Linked DNA regions of Homo sapiens: region 1 is linked to region 2. A link is an interaction called in ENCODE POLR2A ChIA-PET data of the cell type or tissue named here. Cell type or tissue: HepG2. All regions are shown on one strand. Links, peaks and the distances in the headings refer to the core of each region. The heading gives the core; the rest is flanking DNA.

Region 1 (5,362 bases), core at 86-5,085, 77 kb after region 2:
CATTCCAGGGGTGCAGAGAGAACGAGATTGGGCTGGAAATGGGATACCCTGTCCAGCCTGTGCTGGGCACTGTCCACACCCCCGGCCCCACCAACCTGCCCAGGGCAGCAGGAGTTCAGAAAGAAATATCCTGTCGTGGGAGGGAACCCTCACGCCATCCCCCCATACAGCGCAGAACGTCACCACAGCAGCAGACGCCAGCCGGAGCCAGGGTGCTGGGGGCGTGCCCCGCCAGAGCCCTTCACGGCCAGTGAGGTGGAGGAGACGGCATTTGGAGCTGATCCCCTTGACAGAAACTTGCCCCGGCTCCAAAACCATTAATGAAAACGCAAATGGTTTAAGTCTGGGAAATCATTAGACGGCGGCTTGTGTCAGAAACACAAAGCAAATCACCCTGGCTGCGGCCTCCCTGGCAACTCTGCAGTCCTTCCGACCCTCGCCTTCCCAGAAAGGGACAGTTTCTCTAGAAATGAAGAGAGGGAAGTGATTTACCAACTGCTAAGTAATTCTTACATTTAAAAAAAATCCATCCAGAGGCCCAGGTAGGGGCAAATGGTTTTTTCCAATTAGTACAGAGGTAGCTACAAAGCACCACAGAGCCCGCCTGTGGACGCCGGGACACTGTCAGGGCTGGCACAGGGGGGCTCAACAGAAGACCCAGCCAGGGACAGATTCCACAGAGAGGCAACCAGCGGGCCAAGCAGACATCAGCAGCACGGATCCGGGACCGCGGGGGCAGCCAAAATCCACAGCTGCCAAGGCCCCGGCCCCAGCCTCGGCCAGCACCATAGACGGAAAAGCAGCTGCGCTCCCCCAGCCCCAGAAGAAACCCTGCAGAGGAGTGTTGGAGAGCTATGGAAACCAGAGCGTGTCTGTAGGCTGCTCATGGCTGCCCATGACTTTTCCAACGCCAAAGCCCATCTCAGAGGGCTACGCGTTAGGGCCAGAGCAAGGTGGGGCCTGGTGCAGAATCTTAGCCAAATGGTGATTTTTTCAACACATTTAAAATGAAATCTTCCTTTCGCTACAGTTCTCAGAATTGTTTTTGCATCCACAGCCTGAGACGCCTGCCCTCCTCCGCCCATGGCCTCACCTCCAGGCCATCTTCTCCAAAGCCAGCTCTCTCTGTGGGGCTTTCCCCACACCCTGCCCCCAAGAGCTGAGACGCAGGCGTTTCCATCTCTTCTGTTTAAGAAGGGAGTATCTACTGCTGGTGTGGGAACATCAGCTCCTCCGCAGAAACATCTTTTACACAAGTATTTATTTATCAGAAAAGGGTTTTCTGAGTTTCTGGGTTCCCATGACTTTGTTGCTCAGAGCAATTCTGCACTTTTGCTGTGATGAATGCTGGGACGTCTTTACTAAGGTGCCTTAAAAATTGCTGGAGGCTTCCTGCCAAAGCCTGGGCTCAGGTTCTTAGGAGCTGTAGCTTGCAATTCAGAAGTGGCCGAACGAGGATCCTTCTCGACCAGCAGGTTGGGTTACGGAGAACATTTACAGCAGCAGCCAACTGAGGGTGCACACAAGTATTGTTTGGTTTTAAAAGAATGATTACGATACTAATGGTGCCTACCAATCCACACGGAAGACACTAGAAGCAGTGGTGTGAGGCACACAACTATATTAACAGCAAAGGACTGCAGCAGACGCCACCCTGGCAGAGGTCTCACCCAGAGCCCTGCGCATCTGTGGACTTTTGGACAGTCGCTTACAGGTGAGCACCGCAAAGCGAAATTGGTTGGAAGCAGGGAGAGTCTGCGGCCATTTCTATCCCGCCGTTCCATCGGGAAACACTCATTCTCTGACACGCAGCCGCCCAGCGCTACCCGGCTTCCGTGTTTTAAGCTTTGGCTGAGTCACCGAACACATCAGGCTGGCTGACCACGTGGACGCTCCCGGCTGACCACGGCCCACGCCCGTGTGATCTGGGGTCGTCCCGGCTGACAGTTGAGGCCTGGATGAAGCCCATCTGCTGGGTTTGACAGTCGGCACCAGTCCCCAGGCGGCCCCTGAGGGTTCCTGTTTCAAAGAATAAGACTTTGTTTGCAGAGGGGCTGCCTTTGGGCTGAGCCGGCGGAGGAGCTCAGCTCGCTGAGGTCCCAGAAAGCTGCGCCCTGTGGGGCTTCACCTGGACGGGTGCTGGCTCTGGAGTCGCGTGTCACTTCTGTGCCATTTTCATTAGTGAGTCGTAAATTACACGTAAGCACTTTCTTCCTGGACTTCTTTGGACAATACTTTCAAACTCCATGGCTCCAAACCCCTTCCCGGGGCCTGAGGAATTCAAACCCCTGTCTCTACCCTCAGTTTCCCCACCGTGGCGAGAGATGAATGACGTGGCGCAGAATTCCACAGCCTGCCTACCGGAACCCCACGGCGCTTCTACGGCCGGGCCAGTTTCATGTTCTTCCTTAGAGGCTGCTTCCTCAAAATTAGCGACCTCCCAGCCCCCGTCCTGAGTGTCACCTCCCAAAGTCCGGAAACTCAAACCTGGAAAGCTCAAAGCTCCCGAATCGGCCCCACCCAGTCCTGGTGCTTCCTGTTCACGGCACTTTTCCCAGGCCGGCAGGATTTTCACCGTGGGGTCCAAAGACCACCTGCAGCCAGTCGCCTGAAGGGCTGATTCACAATGCAGCTTCCTGGGCACTGTTCCAGGCACTGAGAGTCCACCCACAAAGGGGGAGCAGCTATTTGCTGTCAGCAACCCCTCCGGATGACCCTAACACCCACCTGAACGTGGAGGCAGCTCAGAGGGCAAGTCTAGATTTTACCCAGATGCTATGGCTTGCCCTTCGAAATATTTATACAAAAACCAAAAAACAGCTGTAACTGAATCCAGAGAGGAAAACGGCTCTAAATTGATTTTTGCAGCACATTTTTTAGTTTATTTGTTTGGTTTTTTTGTGTTTTGAGATGGAGTCTCGCCCTGTCACCCAGGCTGGAGTGCAGTGGTGTGATCTCGGTTCACTGCAACCTCCGCCTCTCGGTTCAAGCGATTCTTCTGCCTCAGCTTCCCAAGTAGCTGGGATTACAGACATTTACCACTACACCCAACTAATTTTTGTAGTTTTTAAGTAGAGACGGGGTTTCACCATGTTGGCCAGGCTGGTCACGAACTCCTGACCTCAGGTGATCCACCCGCCTCGGCCTCCCAAAGTGCTGGGATTATAGGCATGAACCACTGCTCCTAACCAACAAATGTTTTTTGAACCCAATGATGTGCTGGGGGGCTGTGCCCCTGCCTGACAGAGGTAGGCAACACCTGGAAAGTTCTATGGGGAGCACAGCAAAGCCGGAGGATGGCAATGCCTGTCCACCTGGAGAGGAGGGGCATGTGAGCAGGGCTTTGAAGGATAAGTAGGAGTTCACTGGGGGCAAAGGAGTTTATAGACCAGTTCCTCAGCCTGTTTTCTGACGAGAAACCTGAGACTGAAAGAGGGAAAGAGAGCCTGCCCAGCACGTGTCAGGGGTAAAGCTGCAGCCAGGAGGTGAGGCCCAATGCCCCGGCATCATCCGTGTCTCCGGGAGCTGCTGTCCTGGCATCATCCATGTCTCCAGGAGCTGCTGGGGGTGCGGGGGGTTCTTCAGTGGTGAGACCACGGTACAAATCAGTTCCCTTGCTACTTTTGGACTGAGTGCAAGACTCGCCCACTGCTTGCTAAACTCCACTCCCCAAGCCGCAGCCCTGCAAAGGGTGTCAGGAGAAGCAGAAAGGGTTGTTCAGGGATGCGCCCATCTCTACACTCAGGCTGCGGTTGCACGGAGACAGGGCGGGAGAGGCGGGGGCCGACAAATGGCCTCTGTCAGGACACAGACACCGGCCCGACAGATAAGGGGCGGCTGGACGGCTTTGGTCTTTTCCGTGAAAATGAATCCATGGAAATCTCTCCCGCCCAGCACTCACCAGGGGAATTATCTCTGGCTGAGTGAAGGCCGGAGAGCCCACGGAGGTCTCCCATGTGGCCTGTGCACATCTCTTTCCAGGAATAGCACAAAGAAGCGGGACTGGCTGCTGTCCTTCAAGGAGAATGTTCCACAATATCAGCTGATGTGGTACCAGGAGACCTTGTGTGACCTTGGAGGAAAGACTGTGAACTCAGCTTCTGACTCTGAACAATGACAAATGAACCAGGCCCAGCCCCTCCTGACCCCAGGGAACACAGGTGGCTTTGATTTAATAAATGGAGCAGGCACAAAGACAGCCAGAAGGGCCTGACCTCACCCTTGAGGACGTGCTACGGTGGCCCGCAGCGAGGGTCCCTGCCACCAGCCACGGCCAGAGCACCTGCCACATGCCAGGCACTGTCTGAGTCCTGAGGACCCTGCAGCATGTCCCACACATGAACCCCCCTGGCACAAGAGGTCATGGCCACACAAGGGGATGCTCAGCTCCATGCCGGACTCAGGCCAATGGCCCAGTGAGAACAGAGTTGGCCCCAGCACGACACCTCCCGCCAGCCCAGCCCCAGAATGATGACAGCCTCACCGCCACCAAGGCAGGGTGGTGGCAGATGCCCGAGACGGGGTTGCCAAGCCCAGAGGGAGGAGCCCATCCAAGGCCCGGATCCGCTGACAGCTTCTGGAAGGGTGTTTGCCTCAAGGACACCAGTGACCTGGGAGCTCAGGGAACCTGGAGAAAGGGTCCCATGAGCTCAAAGGAGCTGCAATTCACAGAGACATTGGTGCCGCAGCCAGGCTTCCACATTGCCCCTCTGGCCAATTGTGCCCCACAGGAGACCTCCTCCCTTAGGATTCATGATTAAAGAAAGACCTCACAGAGTGGGACGCTGGTGGGAGGCACAGCGCCGGGGCCAACTCTGCTCTCCTTGGGCCATTAGTGTGTGTCCAGCATGGAGCAGGGCATCCTCTTGTGTGGCTGGACCTCCTGTGCTGGGGCATCCATGTGCAGAACATGCTGCAGGCCCCATGGGGGTGGTGGAGCTGGGAACGAGGCCCCAAGGGAGTCTCTGAAGGAGCAAAACACCACACGCCTCTGCCCCTCAGAGGGGCAAGTTGGTGAGTGAACACACATTGATGCGTGGGAGGAATTGGGGGAAAGCCCCATTGCAGGCTACAGAGCAGGGTGCAAAGACAGGTGACCGCCGGCGTACACACAACAACGAAGGAAGCCGCAATTGCTGCCCCCTGGAGGCTGCAGAGCGGGGTGCAAAGACAGGTGACCACGGGCGTACACACAACGACGAAGGAAGCTGCAATCGCTGTCCCATTGCAGGCTTCAGAGTGGGGTGCAAAGACAGGTGACCGCTGGCGTACACACAACGACGAAGGAAGCCACAATCACTGCCGCCTGTGATTTCTCTTCGACACTCAGGGGTCCCTTCCATAGGCTGTGGTTTCTCTTCGA
Region 2 (5,362 bases), core at 150-5,149:
ATAATTTTTTTTTTTTTTGAGACAGAGTCTCGCTGTGTCTACAGTGGCACTAGCTCGGCTCACAGCAACCTCCGCCTCCCAGGTTCAAGCGATTCTCTTGCCTCAGCCTCCCGAGTAGCTGAGCTTACAGGCACCCACCACCACGCCTGGCTAATTTTTGTATTTTTAGTAGAGATGGGGTTTTGCCACGCTGGCCAGGCTGGTCTTGAACTCCTGACCTCAGGTGATCCACCTGCCTCGGCCTCCCAAAGTGCTGGGATTACAGGCGTGAGATACCGTGCCCAGCCCAAAAATAAAACTCTAAGCTCCCCAACCAACTGAATGGAACCCTCTTCTCAGCCAAGAGGATTCCAAAGTAAACCTAAAAAACAAGTTCAGGCTGTGATGGGAAGTGGGGGTCGGACACGTCTCTTTATACCCCCCTCCCTATGGAATTCAGGCCCAGCTGACCAGCACTCACATTAAAACCGAGAGTTTAAGACTGACAGCACAGGCTGTTTGTAGCAATAAGACACCAAATTCCAACCCGAGTCTAGTATAACATCACATGACAGGGAGCAGGTCCTGGAAGGAATAGAGTGTTTGACATAATTTTAAACGGCCCCGCAAAGCTGTCTCTTGTGGGGAAAATCCACATTCTGTAGAGAATCCTCTTCCCTTTCCAGGGCTTTTTCTGATGCTGGAGAGATGGGCTTAGCGTCTAGCACATTTCAAAGGTCTCAATAGGAGACATTTGCCATCTATTGCCTCGAAGGGCAGCCCCCTATGAGATTTCTTCTACAGAATAAGAACTTTGGTCTCCACAGCCCCTTATCTTAATCCAGACACTCCTTTCTATTGAGTCCAGGTGATCAGATAATAACTTAACTCTCTCAACCAATTGCTAATCAGAAAGTCTTTGAACCCACCTGTGACCAGGAAGCCCCTCCTCACCTTGAAGTCGTCCCGCCTTTCTGGGCAGAGCCAACGTACATCTGTCAAGTATTGACTGACTCTGCCTGAACCTCCTGTCCCCGTAGTGTATGAGCTCGGGCTGTGGCCCAACCCCCTGCGGCACATGTCCTCAGGACCCCCTGGAGCTGTGTCACCGGTCATGCTTCTCACATTTGGCTCAGAATAACTCTCTTCAAACATTGTATGGAGTTAGATGTTTTTTCCAGCAACAAGTCCTCATGGGGAACTACGGTTTGGTGTCTTTCTCTTCTCAGATACTGAATTCCTTGAAACGTTGACCTCCAAGATGCTAACTCAGGTGGGAGGAATTCAAGACAAGGAAGGAGCCTCTTTTGGGTTCTGGTTCCGGTCCCGCTACTGAAAACCCCTGATACAGTTCAAGGAGTGCGACAGCGCTGGTTTCAAATCCAGGTTTGCAGCCTGGTCTGGCGTGGAGAGGTTTTACTCTTGGGAGGCCCAGGAGAGGCAGAGGGTCTGGGCCAGGGAGGGCTGGTGTCCACGGCACTCCCGGTTCCGGGCTCCAAGTGTGTGGGGGGAGGGTGGCCACTCAAAGGAGAGAGCCTCAGAAGGAGGGCACTGGGGACCCAGGTACTGCTGAACCCAAAGAAATGAGCCGTTAAAAAGGAGAGAAATGTGTGTGGAAGCCCGGAGCTCCATGGGCAGGGAGGGCTGTGAGGGGAGCCAGGGACCAAGGAGAGACCCCGGGGCTTCGACACTGCCAGTCAGGACCCTCTCCATCCCTGGAGGGGCCCGGTGCAAAATGAAACCACGGGATCCCTTGTCAACCAGTCTCAAGAATTTCAGCAGCAGCCCCAGCGCCGGGCCTTCCCAAGTCAGATCCCACACCAGAAGGCCGGGGCCCTGCAGGACCCGAGCTTGGCGGCATCCCTCTCCTTCCCAAGTCTAGGCACCTGGAAGGGGGCGAGGAAGGGCAGAGCCGCCCCCCCGCACATCCCTTCACACCCTTCCCAGGGCCAAGGGGGAACATTACAGCTTCTGCGTGAATTCCTGTTTTCCTCCCTTCCTGTGAGTCAGGCACGATTGCTTGCACTGCGTCCGGCCGCCCCAGGCTTTATCTGATGGGAACGAGGCCTGGCCTAGGGCCTGAGAAGCTGCAATGGGAAAGACAAACACGGGCGGTGCGGCCCTCTGCTCTGTGACGAGAGCACTGCCCCCTTGGTGCAGGGACGCTGTGTCCAGCCTCCCCATCGGAGACACTCTGAGGGGACCCTGGAGGCCGTCCAGCTCCAGAAGAGCGCGCCCAGCTCCCCACGGGCTGCGTCCAAGCTGGTCCCCTCAGGCACTCCTGGTGGATGATCCACAGGCTGTGCCACGGTCAGCCCTGGTCCGCGCTGCAAGATGGGAGGTGGGAACTGGCTTAGCCCGGCTCCGGCTCTGGTTCCCCTCCCTGGCTTCATCCTCAGCGTTAATTCTTTGCGCCGTTCTGAGCTAAAGGTCTTCTCCCTGCCCCTCAAGATCACACAAGGTCACACAAGTTTCTTGGCCCTTACGAAGTCTGGCTGCTGCAGACGTTAAACCCCATCCCATCTATAATATAGGAAGCTGACAGTTCTTAAATCCTTCAGCTCACTCAAGAGGGAGGCCACGACCCACCTGCCTGCATGCTAAGCTTTCCATGGGGGCTTTACTAGAAAAACGCAGCGATCTCAGAAGATCAAAGAAGTTGGTGCTACGTTCACAACCACCTCCTCGGGGACTGCTGAGACCCAGCGGCTTTTGTACACAGGGCTTCTCCTCTGGGTTCAGAAGTCCATGGCCCTTCCAATCACCCAGCGCCTGCAGCCCACACAAAAGCCAGTGAGCTCATCCCAATAGGAAAAAGATAACTTCATCGTTTAAAAAAGCACTTAAACAGCAAAAGTTCCTGTGGAAACCACATGTGGAAAACCCACTGACAAACAGGCCAAATCCCTAAACCAAGGTTCAAATTTCAGGGGCTTCAGATGGGGCTGCGGGCGAGAGAGCAGGGTATTAGGGCTGAACGTCCACCAGCAACCAAGAAGGCGGCTGCACGGCGCTCACCAAAGCGCTCGCGCACAGGAGGCACTCATGGGCTTCCCGCATCCTCTACGTCCCCATCGGGGTCCTGAAACAGTCCTGCCTCCAGGCACCTCGGCACCGCCAGGCCAGCCCATCACGGCCCCAAAACATCTGCCTTCCCCTGGTGGGAGAGTGGGAGAGTCATGGGGCTGAGGTTTTGGGATCCTGTTTCATGCCCAGGCGGCCCTAAGCCTAATCAAACTCCCTCACCAAAACCGAACCCAGTCAAGGCCAGCTGCTATACATTTGGGCGCCTTCCCTCCCGCAGAAACCTCCAGAACACGGCATCCAGTAGCCCCCTGCTGCCTGGGGCCCATCCAAGGTGGCCTGGCCAAATTTCCAAGAGGAATAACAAAGTGAGCCCACGGCCCAGGCCAGGAAGACGGCAATGATGTTCAGGTTCCCAGGCGGCCCCCAGACTTTGGACACAGGCAGGGACAAAAGGGATTGACAAACCACTGGCCATGGTGGGGCTGCCCCAGTGCTGAAGGTTGGCGATTTCCTCCCAAGCCCCACAATGAAAACAGAAGCAGAAACGAGGCTACACACACAAAGAACCCGGCGGGGACGGCTCTCTGGCACTGTGGGTGCCCACAGCCTCTTTCTCACCAGGCCACAGCAGCGGTTCATCCAGCCTTCACACAGCCTCAGTTCCCCACACAGGAACAGTGAGTCTTTCGGAAGCCTCGTCCTTGAACGGCTGGAAGGAGCAGACAGAGGCTCCCCCAGGCCGTGGGAGGCTGAGCCAGCGCCTGAGGATCTGGCGGAGGAGGGAGAGCCCAAGGTCAAGGGCAGCCCCACCCCAGCCAGCCTGCACCCGGCTGGAGGTGGCCATGCAGGCCTGCTAGGTGGCGGCCAGACCACAGGCCCCTCCACCTCCCAGCTCCTGGCTGCTGAGAAGGCTGGGGCGCAATATGCGACGTGCCCAGAACCCTGAAGAGCAGCTCCGAATGTCAGATAGTTGCTGGGCTCTGGAGAGGAAAAACACATTGACTTTGTTCAAGGACACATGAGTTGCAATCTGGGCAATGCTGCCAAACAGACCCGACCCAGCCCCAGGCAGGGCGTTCTCAGGGCCAGCAGAAGCCGCCGTGGCCTGTTCACTCTGCAGCTACCCTCTTGCCGCAGGCTAACCCTCTGTCAGGCAGAGAGCTCCCGGACAGCCTGCTACCCATGCATCACTGCACCCAGGGCACCTCTTCTCAAAACAAGGACAGCGTTAACTGGGACAGGAATGATTTCCGCAAAGGCCAGGCCTAATCAGGATGGAGGAAAGATGTTGGGGTTTCTCTGCTTTTTCCAGAGATTGCAGTGGCCAGTGCCTGGACACCCCCGAAAGTCCCAGGCCTGGTCCAGCTGTCCCAGGGAATTGGGAGGCGTGGTGGTGGTGGGAGGGGAGCTGTTGACGCCACCTCCCAAAGTGGTGTCTCTCTCATTGACCAGCCGTATTGGGTGGGGGAGGTTCTTAAAATCTGTGTTCTAAACATCCAGGTAATCACTGAAACAGCCCGATGGCTGTGCAGGGCAATCCGTTCATCCTGCCCTCAGATTGAGGCTGGGAAAGAAGTGGCAGGACTCAGCGTGATTTCATGCTCTAGTTTTCTTGAACCTGGGAACTGTTGCAGCCTCAGCAGGGACCTTGCCGTCAACGTTGGCAGTGCCCAGCCTTTGCGTGGTCGAGGTCTGAGGGCCAGACACCCTCCTCGCGCCCGCCCTGCCTTCCCTCCAGGCTCCAGGTCCAGGAGGCTGCCCGGAGGGTCCACCATGCCTAGGTCCATGCAGAGGGTGGCAGCAGGGAGATTGGGGCCGGGTGTTCATTCTCTGGCTCCTGCGGCTTGGCTGCACCCCAAAAAGCCCATCACGGCACCTTCAGACTTTACTGTTATTGGCTCAATAATAGCCCCCAAAGATGCCCACATCCTAATCCCAGATCCTGGGAATATGTTCCCTGGTGATATTTACATGCAGACGTGACTGAGCAGGTGAGTAAGTGAAGGCTCTTGAGATGGGAGTGGCCCTGGGTTGTCCTGGTGGCTCAGTGTCATCCCAGGGTCCTTGAAGAGGGAGGCAGGGAGAGTCACCGCAGGAGCAGGTGTGAGAAGGAACACAGAGTCAGAGAGAAATGGAAAGAGGCTGCGCTGCTGGCCTGGAAGGTGGAGGAAGGGCCATGAGCCGAGGAGTGCAACGGCCTCAGAGGCCACAAAGGTAAGAAAAGGACCCTCCCCTGGAGGTCCCAGGAGGAACCGGCCCTCACACACCCTGATTTTAGCCCAGCGAGGTGTGTGCCAGACTTCTGACCTCCAGAGCTGACAGAGCTGTGAGCCTGTGGTCATCTCGTCGCAGCCCC

The links. ChIA-PET counts read pairs that join two places held together with the same protein. Peaks named below come from ENCODE experiments on the same cell type or tissue, not always from the same donor. Only the 100,000 strongest peaks of a DNase experiment are listed, where the experiment ranks them.
Region 1: POLR2A ChIA-PET joins it to region 2 with 5 read pairs; 2 of 35 experiments call an interaction of 5 or more read pairs at or near these places.

Annotation. Positions count from the first base shown.
Region 1 is chr16:29,181,794-29,187,155 of GRCh38, reverse strand. No RefSeq gene overlaps it. Among named protein-coding and RNA genes, the nearest start is that of LAT, 200 kb to the right of the region's middle. RefSeq lists enhancers at 1-453, 1,222-2,421. In HepG2, for the core only: no CTCF peak of the experiment used is centred there; a DNase peak (open chromatin) is centred at 2,555.
Region 2 is chr16:29,258,530-29,263,891 of GRCh38, reverse strand. It overlaps LOC124903676 (a long non-coding RNA gene), which reads left to right and starts at 5,113. Exons shown (of 2, transcript XR_007065049.1): 1 at 5,113-5,220. In HepG2, for the core only: no CTCF peak of the experiment used is centred there; DNase peaks (open chromatin) are centred at 2,182, 3,459 and 3,951; H3K4me3 peaks cover 1,647 bases.